2 separate regions of the Mus musculus genome follow, and region 2 is linked to region 1. Evidence: chromatin contacts called from ENCODE Hi-C or POLR2A ChIA-PET data. All regions are on one chromosome and are shown on one strand. Each heading gives the region's core, a stretch centred on a gene start or an enhancer-like site at or near the end of the contact. The rest is flanking DNA. Distances are from core to core; before and after follow the strand shown. Region 1 holds the start of 6530409C15Rik (RIKEN cDNA 6530409C15 gene). Region 2 holds the start of Gcc1 (golgi coiled coil 1).

Region 1 (5,869 bases), core at 1,154-3,653:
TAAAGAACTGGGAGAGGAAATGGTTGGGAGGTCATGACTACTTCAACATGGTACTCCAGGGAGGCCTCTCTCAAAACTCTGCACCCATCTACAGGATAAATTGTAATGGAGGAGAGAGGGTGGCCATGAAAAGCAGCTTAGAAATAGTAGCATTTACTAACCCCCTGAGGTACAGAAAAAAAAAACTTGCTTGGCATGTTACATGGGCACGCATGGTAAACAGTGAGAGAAGGGTCCAGAGGCTGTTCAAGAACTAGAAAAGGGTCAGATGGTGCATGGTTTTGTGAGCCATGGTAAGGGGGTTCAATTTTATTCTACAAGCAATAGATGATTTGATTTAATGGATGAGAAAGGTCACTATTACCAGGTTATCAAAAAGGTACTAAAGTATGTCAAAAGTGGTACCCGAGAGACCAGGCATGAGAAAATATGTTGGTCATAGCACTGAGTTTGGAAGGAGACAAATTAAAGTCAATTTTAAGTCAGGCATGATTGTACACACCTGTAATCCAGGGTTTAGGAGGCAGAAGCAAAGACATTGTTACAAATTCAAAGCTAACCTGTTACATAGTGAGTTCCAGGCGAATCAGCACTATGTGTACGAGAGCTCCTTTCTCAAAACAAACAAAAACAAAAACAAAAACAAAAAACAAAAAGGCATATTTGAGCAATAAAACTGATCGATTAAGATGGGTTGCTTTGTAAGGAACTAGTCATAAAAGTAGCAAAGATGACCCCCAAATTGTTGCTGAATGGTGACACCCTTTACTGCAACTGATAATTAAGAGGTGGGGAGAATGATGGTACAGAAGAGAGAAAGAAGAGAACCTGAAGTTTTTCAAAAAGCAAGAGGGAGTGAGACTCAGGGCACTGAGAGAAGAAGGGGCTCCCTTCACAGTCACAAAATAGATCAGTTCCACGCACTGTAGTAGGGAGCTGAGGAGCTCTGTCTATAACTCTTAGTTCTCAGGGAAATATCAAAACAAACGGCACATTCTGGGGAGATTCATGCAAAGAAACAGTAGGTCTAAAAGTGAAGGACTGAGACGACCATAGGAAAAAACACCAATTTAGGATTTGCAATAATGTCTTGGAAATTGAACAGGTTGGTTGGTTTCATGATTTCTTCTTAAACGAAATCCGTTGTTACAGTCTGGCTAGAGCAAGACAGAAGTTACCTATACCCAGGGTTGGATATTTTTTTGCTAGAAAAATAATTTCGAAGAAACTGAGGTTTGAGAGTGCTGAGAGAATTTGCATTTCGAGGCATGATTACGATAATAGACTGTAGAATCTGGGCTAGTCAAGGAAATAGAGCCAAGACATGGCCTACTCAACAGTAGAAAAATGAGGTCAGCAAACAACTCAGGATAGGAAGGTGGTGGTCAGAGACTGGAATGTCTGATGTGTCAGTTCAGATCCTAGCAGCAGACACCAAGACAAAGGTCACTGTGCAGCAGTTGTGTTGAGGGGACACCTGAGAAAGACAAAAGAAAGCAAGAGGAGAGCAGAGATCTTGAAGAAGCCATAACGCAGGTCTGACATACCTAGGAAAGGCTAGAGGGGATACAGACTGAAGCCGGGAGTTCTAAGGAAGCTGTGGCCAGGAGTTGAAGGGTCCCCAATAGCTCACTGAGGGACCATGAATGTCACATGATTGGGCCATCACGACTTTAACTGTGACCAGTCACTGGGAATAGCCCAAGAGAAGTAAGACATCCATGTATAGCCTGGGACAGAGGGCCTGGGAAAAAAAGAGGGGCTAAGCCAACAAGCCTTCCCGGAGCAGCTATGGAAAGGCACGGTCCTGTGGTCACCGGCGACAATATTCTAGAGAGGATCCCGTTTCTAAGGATGGTGAGTTTAGGATGACGAGTCCTTGGAAACAAGGACTAATTCCACAGGGAGCAATGGCTATTGGCGATAAAGTTACAGGAAGGGGAAAGCCTGACGCTTGAGTTCAATTATAGATGTGCATGATACAACTCTGGGTTGTATCATGAATTTGGACCATTAGAATCTTCTGGCAGATGGGAGTGGGAGGTGGAGCTTGATGAGAGCTTAATGAAGAAAACGATGCTGGCTTTGAAGAACTAATAATGGAAAGAATCTGAAAGGGAACAGAGAGTAGTTACAAGAAATAGGGAAACGGAATCATGTGCGGTGAGGTTTTTAAAGAAGCCGGGGATTTTGCAGGCGGGCTGAAGAAACGCATCGCACGGAGCAAGGAGTGGCCCGGCGTCCCGCGTGGCAGAGCAGGCTGCGGCAGCAGCGGGGGGCGAGCTGAGGCGCTCCGACCAGCGACGACGACGCCGAGGCGGCCGTGGATGCAGACGACCTGGGCGCCCGAGGTACGGCGGTGCGCGCGGCCGCGGGAGCGCGCGGCGGCGTCACGGGGCGGCTGACCTGCCGAGGGCGCGCGCCGCGTGCTGGCGCTCCCTGGCGGCGCCGCGGAGCTTGGCGCGGCAGCTGGAGGCGGCCTGGCGCGTGGTGACGGCGCCCGCGGGCGGACGCAGGATGGCGGCGCTGCGGGGCGACGGCTTCGCCAGGCTTCGGCCCGCACGGGCGCAGCGAACCCCAGGGAAGAAAGACAAAGACACGCCGGTTAGCAACGGGCGGGAACCGCGCAGCCCGGGGCCGAGGCGCCGCGTCCCCACCCCGCACCCTTCAGGTAAAGCTGCGCCCAGGAGCCCGGCACCCCGCGGCACTCCACAACAGGCAGGGTTGCAGGCATCAAACCCCAGGTAGCTGATAACCCCTGACCCAGAAAGTCTTTTAAAAAATGTTCCCTTAAAGCATAACTACAAAATTTCAAAGAGTGTCCACTGCAACATAATAGAAAATGGGGAAAGAAGAGGAAGAAAAATTGGAAAATGTTCATCTCCAAACATAAAGTATCATAATCTTATAGCACAAACTAACTTGCTAATAAGATGTTGTGAAATACAGTCCAACAATATGAAAAAGCAGTCGAGGAAAAATTCCATTTCACCAGCATTTGCAGGGTATGAGGGTATGTATGTACTTCAGTATTCAGAGAACACAAATTTAAACGTGATGGAGAAAAACCACAACAGTGTGTTGTTACCTTTCGGTACTTCAGATAGTCTTTATTTTCATTTTATTTGTAATTTCCAAATTTACACAATAAATGTATTTTACTATTAGAATAAAAAGTTAATGACTTTTTACTTTCGTCCCACTTATGAATTTATAAAGCTAATGTTTTCTAGGGTAGCAGAGGGGTAGGCATAAAGAGCTTTTAAGGAATGGGTTCGACGACATGGCTTGTCTTTACTCTAAGCGCTGTATAAATCACAATATTTCAGAGTATTTTGTCCCGTAAACTTTTAACAGTGAATCAAAAGCACTGTCTTTTATAAAATTATACTTCATCTTATTCAACTCATTTTTACTTGAGGAAAATAAAAGTTTTCTGGTCTTTTTGCAAAGTTAATTTCAACTTATAATTAATATGGACTTGGGAGCACGGTATACTAAAAAACAGAAAAACCTCCCATGCTTTTGGAGCAGACATTTTAGTGAACGCCAGTGTTTCAGTTTCTGTAATGGTTTCTACTGAAAGCACTCAAACTGAGAAAGAATAAAGGAACTATTAGCTAAATATGGATCTTTTAGTTATAATGCATTTTATAACTAAATGAGCAAATGACTAAATGGAATAATTTTGCTAAATTATTCCAGGAATCTGCACATGGGATAATAACATAGACAAGTGCCCAGGGCTTTGTTATCAGATAGAAAATCCATTGTAATATAAGCTTCAAAAATATTTTAAACTAAAGCAACCTCAGTTGTCAGATGGATTCTATTCAGTGATAAGCAAATCTAGGGTTAGGTGTTTGTGGGAATGCGCTCGCTTTGTTGCTTAAGTTGATGGCATAATTAGTCATACTGCCCTGAAAGTTTCCTGCCTTCTGAAAGTTTTGGATAGAATCATCATACCTAGAGGTATAACTTTAGTAAAAACAAACAAACAAACAAACATATCACATGTCGGAAATAAAATTTATGAAAAGAACAAATCCCAAGAAACCAAGCATTTGTTGTTAACTTCCTTCTTGAGCAAAATGAAGGCGGCAGGAGCTTTTGTTAAAAGCATTAGCTCTTAAAAAGTCTATCCATTGGGGCTGGAGAGATGGCTCAGCTGTAAAAGTATCTATCTGATGCCATCTTCTAGTGTGTGTGTCTGAAGACAGCTACAGTGTAATACATGTATATATACACACATATATATGTATATGTATGATAAAATCTTTTTTAAAAGTCTTAACCATCACTAAGTGATTTCAAGTTAGTTATTATTTTTTACTATTTTTAAGGAGTATTTACTTATGTTTGTATTCCAGGGCATGTGAAGGCTGGATAACAACTTAGGAATATTTACTTATGTTTGTATTCCAGGGCATGTGAAGGCTGGATGCCGGCTTAGGAGTTGCTTCTCTCCTGCCACCACTGGGTTCCAAAGATTGAACTCAGGTTGTCAGGCTTGGTACCAAGCACCTCTATCCACTGAGCCATCTTGCCAGGCCTGGTTTCAATTTAATATTTTGGAATGTACATTGTGTCTTAGGGGCCTTTCTCAGACAGTAACAGCAAACATAAATAACATAAGGTTCCCATCTCTGAGAAGGAGCATCTAGAAAATTACTTTCCTATTATTAGGATGAGTCAGAGCCCAAGGCTCACCTGACTCCCTGTCACTGTACACAGGCCAAGGCTTTGCTTTTCAGTCTTCAAAGGAGCCTTCTCATTTCCTGTCATTCCTCTGCTCAGATACATAAAAGCATCCCACTGTCCCCACACTAGATGAATAAATAGTTGTTAACCTTTGAGGAGAGCCAAAGACGAGTCTGAGGTTCTGCCTAAAGATATGGTCACCTTCCAGAAGCTTGTACAGACCACACTAGAAACTGACTTCCTGAACGTTTATAAACGTGTAAGACCATACAGTGGCTTCCCCTGCATTGCTCCTTTTCAAAAGTGGAAAACTGATGCTGCCTGGGGCAGGGGCTGGGGAGAGCCTGGAATGGAGTAAGTTTCAACTGCTTAGAAGTAACTCTTGATGATACTTGATTAACTTATTAAATCTGTGATCTGACCTTTATCACAGCAAAATGTCCTTCATCTTTACTGTCAATTGGGTCACTGTCCCTGAGGCAACACGTCTATACAATGGTTTTTTGGCAGTTTAAGTTAGCCTGTATAATGGGACACCAAACTCCTCCAAGACTTGTATTAGAATACCTACACAGTATATCTTCTCCCATCAAGTTCAAATTATCACGCTGCTAAGTCAGAAATTTTCTGTGTGGTACAGAGAAAATATATTCTGTCCTGCTTTTTGGCAACTCCTCTGGGAAAGACAGTGGCTGCTGCTGATATGCAAAATCGTGAGATCCAATATTGTGCAAAGTCCTTTGCTCACCAAACCGGAACCCCATGCTATGTGCCCGATATCACAGGTGTACCATCTGGCCTTCCCCCCTGCCTTTTTCCCTTCCGTTGGAATATTTATGTAAGTGGGACTGAAAGCTAGAGCAGAGGTAAGCGTATCTGAAAATGCCGACAGTCTTTCCGACTTCCACAGGTCTGAAATGGGTTTATTTGCTGATACTAAACAGACATGGAAACAGGTATTATGGAAACAGGTTTTATCAGTTGCATGCTAAAGAAAAACAGCACCACTGTCTGCTTTCCCCAAGGTACTTGAACAACCTACATCATTTTTCTTTCCTGGACCATATTTTAGAAAGTTGAGCCAAAATATTTAACTCTAATTTCCTTTAAAAAAAAAAAAAGAAGAAGAAGAAGAAGAAAAAGAAAAAACAAATAGAAACAAGTGTTT
Region 2 (5,869 bases), core at 2,043-4,542, 210 kb after region 1:
GCTGGGTCCCCAAGACCTCCACCACCCACTCCTCCCACGGGGCTTCTGCGTCCTGGCAACCCAGAGGACAAGGCCACAGAACGTAGTTGCTCCAGCTCCAAGTCCTTCTCCGCGAGCACAGCCAGGGCCCGGTCCCGCTGCTTGTGTAGCTCCTCCTCCAGTTTCAGTGTGCGGTCCCTGAAGTCCAGCTGGCTGCGCTCCAGTTCCTGCCGATGGAGCTGCTGCAGCCGGGCCAGTTCCTGCTTCCAGTCCTCAGCCTCCTGCTGGTGCTGGCTTTCCAGCTCCTCACAGGACAGCCGCAGGGAGATATACTTGTCCTTCAGCTCTGCGAGCTGCTCCTGTGCTGCCTCCAGCTCCTTCCCCAGGCTCCCATCTTTGGTGTTCTTGCTTTTGAGCACAACTTGGGCTCGCATCTTATACCGCTCAAACTCTTCCTTCAGCTGCTTCAGCTCCTGTTGGTAGTAGAGCGCGGTAGCCTTTTCCCCGTCAGCAGCCTCGGAGTTGGCCATTATCTCAGGGTCGCAGAGCTTCTCCACATCCAGGGTCACCTGGCTTTTCCTAGCTGCAACCTGTAGTAGCTTCTTGAGCTTCTCCATCTTGTCCTTCAAGACATTGATATCCAGACTGGATTCGTCGCCATGGATGTCAAGGGAGGACCGGCTAGAGGCTGCGAGGGCCAGTGTCTTGTTCTCCAGGTCCAGCTGCAGAAGTCGCTCCTTCAGCTTCTGGATGGCCAGCTGGTCTTTCTGCTTGGCTTTCTCGTAGGTGCCCAGCAGTTCAGATACCTCAGAGATCTGGCTCTCCAGGGCTGCTACTCTCTGCTCTTCTACCTGAGACTGCTGGCGGAGCTGGTCCTCTGCAAGGGCTGTCTGCAAAGCAAAGAACAGGTGACAAGGCATCCAGGAAAGTCACAAAACCCCTAGAGTCAACTGGGTGTGGGGGAGGAGACAGAGAAGTGAACAGGGCTTGGAATAACCCAGAACAAGTGGGAACTGGGGATTTTTAACTGAAGTGCCCTTTCTACCATAGTTTTCCATTCTTCATTAAGCTTGAATACAAAGTATGTTTCTGTTAGCCAAATCATTTAAAGAAACCGTGTAACATTCTTTCCCTTTCCCAACATGCCTGTAAATTCAAACCCAACCTAGATCCCTCTCTCTACTGAAAGGGAACACTATAAAACAGTTGAGGCAAACCTCACCTGAGCGTATACACAAGGCATTTCTTCTGGGGAAAATCCCCTTTGCTTCCTCCAGTCACCTTACCTAGAAGCACACACTTCTCAGGATACACACAAGCTTTCCCTACACAGCTGTCACTGTATCACCTCAAGCAGCACAGCTGGTAAGATGCCAACACCCAAGGCCTAGATAGAGCTATCTGGCTTGAACCCAGAAATACTCAGGAACTCTTCATCCTGTTAGAAGGACACCACACAAAGCCACACTTCACGGGACTCACTGATGCAATTTTTTCACTTGGCATCAAATATCACTATGCATGTTGGGAATGTGGAACCAGACCAAAGTCCCAGTACTCACACTAACAACTCACGCTATCTCACCAGGCATCCCTTGACTAAAACAAGACCCTGCCTTAAGTGGGGAGAGGGGTGCCCTTAATCCTAGCACTTGGTATGGAAAAGCAGGCAAATCCCTGTGAGTTCAAGGGCAGACTGGGTTACATGGTAAGACCCTGCCTCATGAAAACACACACAGAGAAACAAACACACACACACACACACACACACACACACATAGGGATGCATTACAGTTATCTAATGACCAGAAGAGAAAAATAATAATTTCCTATGTAAGCTAAAATGACTATTTGAAGGATATGAGAATAATTACCTTCCTCATTTCTTGCTGCAATTGGGCCTGGAAATGGCTTTTAAGACGGGCAGCCTCTTGCTGAAGCTCCTGCAGCCGGGGGTCTGGTCGGTTCTTCTCATCTCGAATGGTTTGCAGCTCACCTTTCAGCTCCTCTACCTCTCGGGTCAGCTGCTTGGTCTGCAGTTCAAACCCTTCGACCTGATCAGCGGCATATGCCCGCCCTGCCAAGGCTTCTCTGGTCTCTTCTAAGCGAAGTTCCAGGTCCTGGCGCTGGGTCCTCTCCTCCTGCAAGAGCTTCTGAAGCTCGCGCAGCATCAAGGCATGGTCACTCTGCTCCTGGGCACGATCGTGCTGCTGTGTAATGAGGCGGGCTTTGGTTTCTGCTATCTGCTCTTGCAGCACCTTCAAGTCTCCCTCCAGGCGACCCCGCTCTTCCTCTGCCTTTTTATTGGCATCCTCTAAGTCCTGCTTCATCTTCTTCTTATCCGCCAGGTAAGACGCCTCCATACGGGACTTTTCCTGAGTGACTGTCGCCAAGGAGCTAGTCAAAGTGGCCAACTGAGTCTTCAGCTGATGCACTCTTTTGTCCATCTCACTACCGGCAGATGGCCCATCCCCACTGCTACTACTAACGCCACTCTCTGACCCACTGGCCTCTTCAGACTTTGGGGGAAGTGGTCCACGGGCCGCTCTGTCATCTTCAACCCCAAATTCACCCTTGACACTTGTAAGACTGGCTGCGGTATCCAAGCTAGTGGCAGTTCCGGTGCTGTCCTCACTGTGAGTGGAGCACCGGTCATCCACAGAATCAGGAAACGTGAGACCTGGAGGCTGCACACCTGAGAGGCCTACATCCGCCTCGTGGGATACCGACAGTACCTTGATGCTGGCCTCCAGGGCTTCTTTCTCCTTCAGCAGGCTTTTATAGGCACGCACCACATCCTTGAGTCTTGCCTGGTACTGGAGAAGCTGCTTTTTCTGTGTCTCGATGGTCTCCAAGAGATCCTTCTTACTTGGGCCGCCCCCGAAATTCATCCCAAACTTCTCCATGGGGGTTCTGGCGTGGACCGCTCCACGTCAACGTTCTTGCAGCCCTGGGCAGAGCCACAGGGACAGCTAAAAGTGAAGCAGAGAGAACCGTCTGGCTGCAGGCAATACACCCGGTCCGTCCAGCGGTCCGGGCGGGATGAGGGGCCGCGGTGGCCAGGCAAAAGCACTGCAGGAGCCAGGCCGAAGGTGGGAGCCAGTTCCAACCTGGAGGCGGAGTGACGCTGACCTAGCAGGAGCAGTCAGCCTAGGCTCTCCAGTACAGGCCCTGAGCCTGTCCCGCCCTAGCCGCTCCTGTGGCCACCGCAACCTAGACCCGCCTCCCTCCGCCCACGATAAGCCCAGGGTTTACACTAAGCCGGGTTCCATCACGATTTCCCAACAACTGGAACAGCACCGCTTCCGGGTCTCCTGGAAGTGACGGCAGCAAAACGCCACAGACCCCGCCCCGCCGTGGGCGTGAGATGGGTGGGGCTTCCGCACCGTGTCTGCTGGTGGCCTGGAGAGGGAGTAACCCGTAGGTAAGTCTAGAGCAAGCACCTGAGCAGTGGTTTGGAGATGCCTAACTTTGCCCTCAAGCTACCACCAGTGAGCGACAGGGGGCGACGTCGCACTGCATTTGCCCCAAAAACATAGATGAAAGACGCATCAAACTATTTGGGGCAATGTCCAACATTTGGGGCAACAGTTAGGACTCATACTAGGAAAACGAGGCCGGTACCTGGTTAACGTAAAGCATAATAGCTCCCTCCCTTAGTTCTGATTAGTAAAAGGGGCATTATATAGCCATAAGGCCCATCTTGCATACCAGCATATGCTGGGGTCAGGGCTGTGTCACAAGAGTTACACTTACGGGAACATAGAGTAAAATGTACAGAGGGGTAACATGTCCAATGTCACTCAGCTAGGAAGTTTAGGAGTCCTATCTCAGTCTGCCTCTCAACATACTACATGCTATGCCAGATAGCACTACTGAAGAAGCATGGCCTTGTCCCAAGAAACTCCTAACAGCAAGGACACAGAGATTCAAACAGGTAGCTCCTGCCTTCACACTAGTGTGTCGGGGCATTGCAGAAGTGGTATAAAGGAGATGAGGCACCTGCCAGGACAGAGACTCTTAGGGGAAATGATTTGAAGTTTGAGAGATGAGTAGACTGCCAAGCTCAATGCAGATGTGGGAAACCAGCATGGAGGAAAGTGGAAAGGTGTATAGGGACGTCAGGCATCAGTGAGCCTAACTTGCCCAGGAAGCTTATGGTGTGGGAGAAGGGTGGCTACTGATGAGGCTGGAACAAAGGACCCAACTTAAAGGCATTTAGATTTTACCTTAGGTGACAAGACATGAAAAGATTTTCATCTCAAGAGCACACCATCAAGTCTCCTTTTTCTTTTCCATCAAGACTCTTGTGGGGACTGTAAGACGACTCAGCAGTAAAGGCACTTTCCACCCAGGCCCAATGATCTGACCTGAGTTCTATCACCAGGGCCCACACGGTGGAAAGAGAGAACATATTCCCACAGGTTGTCCTCTGAGAGCTACACCTCCACACATGAACACGAAATAAAAGTGGGGAGGGAGCCAGGCGTGGTGGCGCACGCCTTTAATCCCAGCACTTGGGAGGCAGAGGCAGGTGGATTTCTGAGTTCGAGGCGAGCCGGGTCTACAAAGTGAATTCCAGGACAACCAGGGCTATACAGAGAAACCCTGTCTCGAAAAAAAAAAAAAAAAAAGGGTGGGGAGGAGCTAGAAACAAAATAAGATTCCTGTGACATTATGAAGATACCAAGCCTGTGAGAGGGGTGCGGGGAGGGAAAGAGATGAAATAAGAGTGACAACGGGTTTTAAGAAAATATTTCTGTAATAAAAATCTACTCAAGATGCCAAGGCAGCCGTCACATCTCCGTGAGTTCGAGACTAGGCTGGTCTACATAGCAAGTTCCAGACCACCCAAGGCTACATAGTGGACATAGTGTTTCAAAACAAAAGACAATGAGCTACTTTGAGAATCTTTTAAATGTACTTTTCGACTCTATCAAAGTCTTCTCAGGAATGCAAGTTTACCACTTAAGAGTAAAGCAAAGTCCTGCGGTCACCGGAGACCCAGAACAAGTCCCCTTCCAAGCCCTGGTCCCCAGGCAGGCTGCCAGGCCTCCCTAGACTTCAGTTCTTCCGCAAACGCGCCTGGGGGGCGGGGCCGGGGCGGACCCGGAGGGGCGGGGCCACGTGACGTCGGGCGGACCCGGACGCGCGGAGGTGGCGGCGGCGGCGGCGGCGGCGCCTCCTCCTTCTGCTGTTGCGCCCCATCCCCCCGCGGCCGGCCGGTTCCAGCCCTCGCCCCGCGTCCCCTGCCCGCGCCCCCGCCCCGGGCCCCGCCATGGGCCTCACGGTGTCCGCGCTCTTTTCGCGGATCTTCGGGAAGAAGCAGATGCGGATCCTTATGGGTGAGGCAGATCGAGCGCGCGGCCCGCTTGGGGCGCCGGCCCCGCCGCAGCCCTCCCGCCCCCGCGTCCCTCTAGCCCCGCTCACCTGGTACCCTGACCCCGAGACACCCCACCGCCAAAGCCTCTGGGGGCCGCGCTCCCGTGCAAACCAGGATCTGCAGTGTCGGCCCTGGGCCTGAAACCCGGAGCTGGGGCCTGGGTGGGGTGACGCTTCCTCCGCCCCAGCCCGGCTGCTAAGAAGGGAGGATTCCGCCCTTGGAAACGACTTTTCAAAGGAACGCGGCCTTCCTCCCAGGTCCCCTACCTCCCTAGCCCCTCTCGCCCCTCGGGCACTTGAGGGGCAGGAGTTGGCACTCGCCACCCAGACTGCCCTCAAGGCCCGGAAGGTGGAGAAGAGCGCGCACCTGGAGGCCCTCCTGCTCTCCGCCCCCATCACCATCAGCTGGCCAGGCCTCTCCCTGTCCCTGGGCTCTAGGGGGCTCCCTCGCTCCCGTCTCCATTCTTTGCCCCCCCCCCCCCCCTTCTCCGTTGCAGTTGGCTTGGAT

Evidence for each region. A loop is a pair of places that touch in the nucleus more often than their neighbours do. ChIA-PET counts read pairs that join two places held with the same protein, here RNA polymerase II (POLR2A).
Region 2: a map of left cerebral cortex shows a loop between it and region 1 (3-fold over the local background). The contact joins the promoter of Gcc1 here to the promoter of 6530409C15Rik in region 1. A Hi-C loop is called at or near these places in 1 of 37 maps with a recorded cell type or tissue (left cerebral cortex). POLR2A ChIA-PET finds 5 or more read pairs at or near these places in 1 of 5 experiments (Patski).

What each region holds. Positions count from the first base shown.
Region 1 is chr6:28,213,096-28,218,964 of GRCm38, forward strand. It overlaps 6530409C15Rik (RIKEN cDNA 6530409C15 gene), which reads left to right and starts at 2,404. Exons shown (of 4, transcript NR_165173.1): 1 at 2,404-2,671; 2 at 4,426-4,500. It also overlaps a transcript of Zfp800 not described here.
Region 2 is chr6:28,418,432-28,424,300 of GRCm38, forward strand. Gcc1 (golgi coiled coil 1) reads right to left here and starts at 3,293. Exons shown (of 2, transcript NM_028900.4): 1 at 1,854-3,293; 2 at 1-869. The coding sequence starts at 2,885. Arf5 (ADP-ribosylation factor 5) reads left to right here and starts at 5,173. Exons shown (of 6, transcript NM_007480.2): 1 at 5,173-5,324; 2 at 5,859-5,869. The coding sequence starts at 5,258.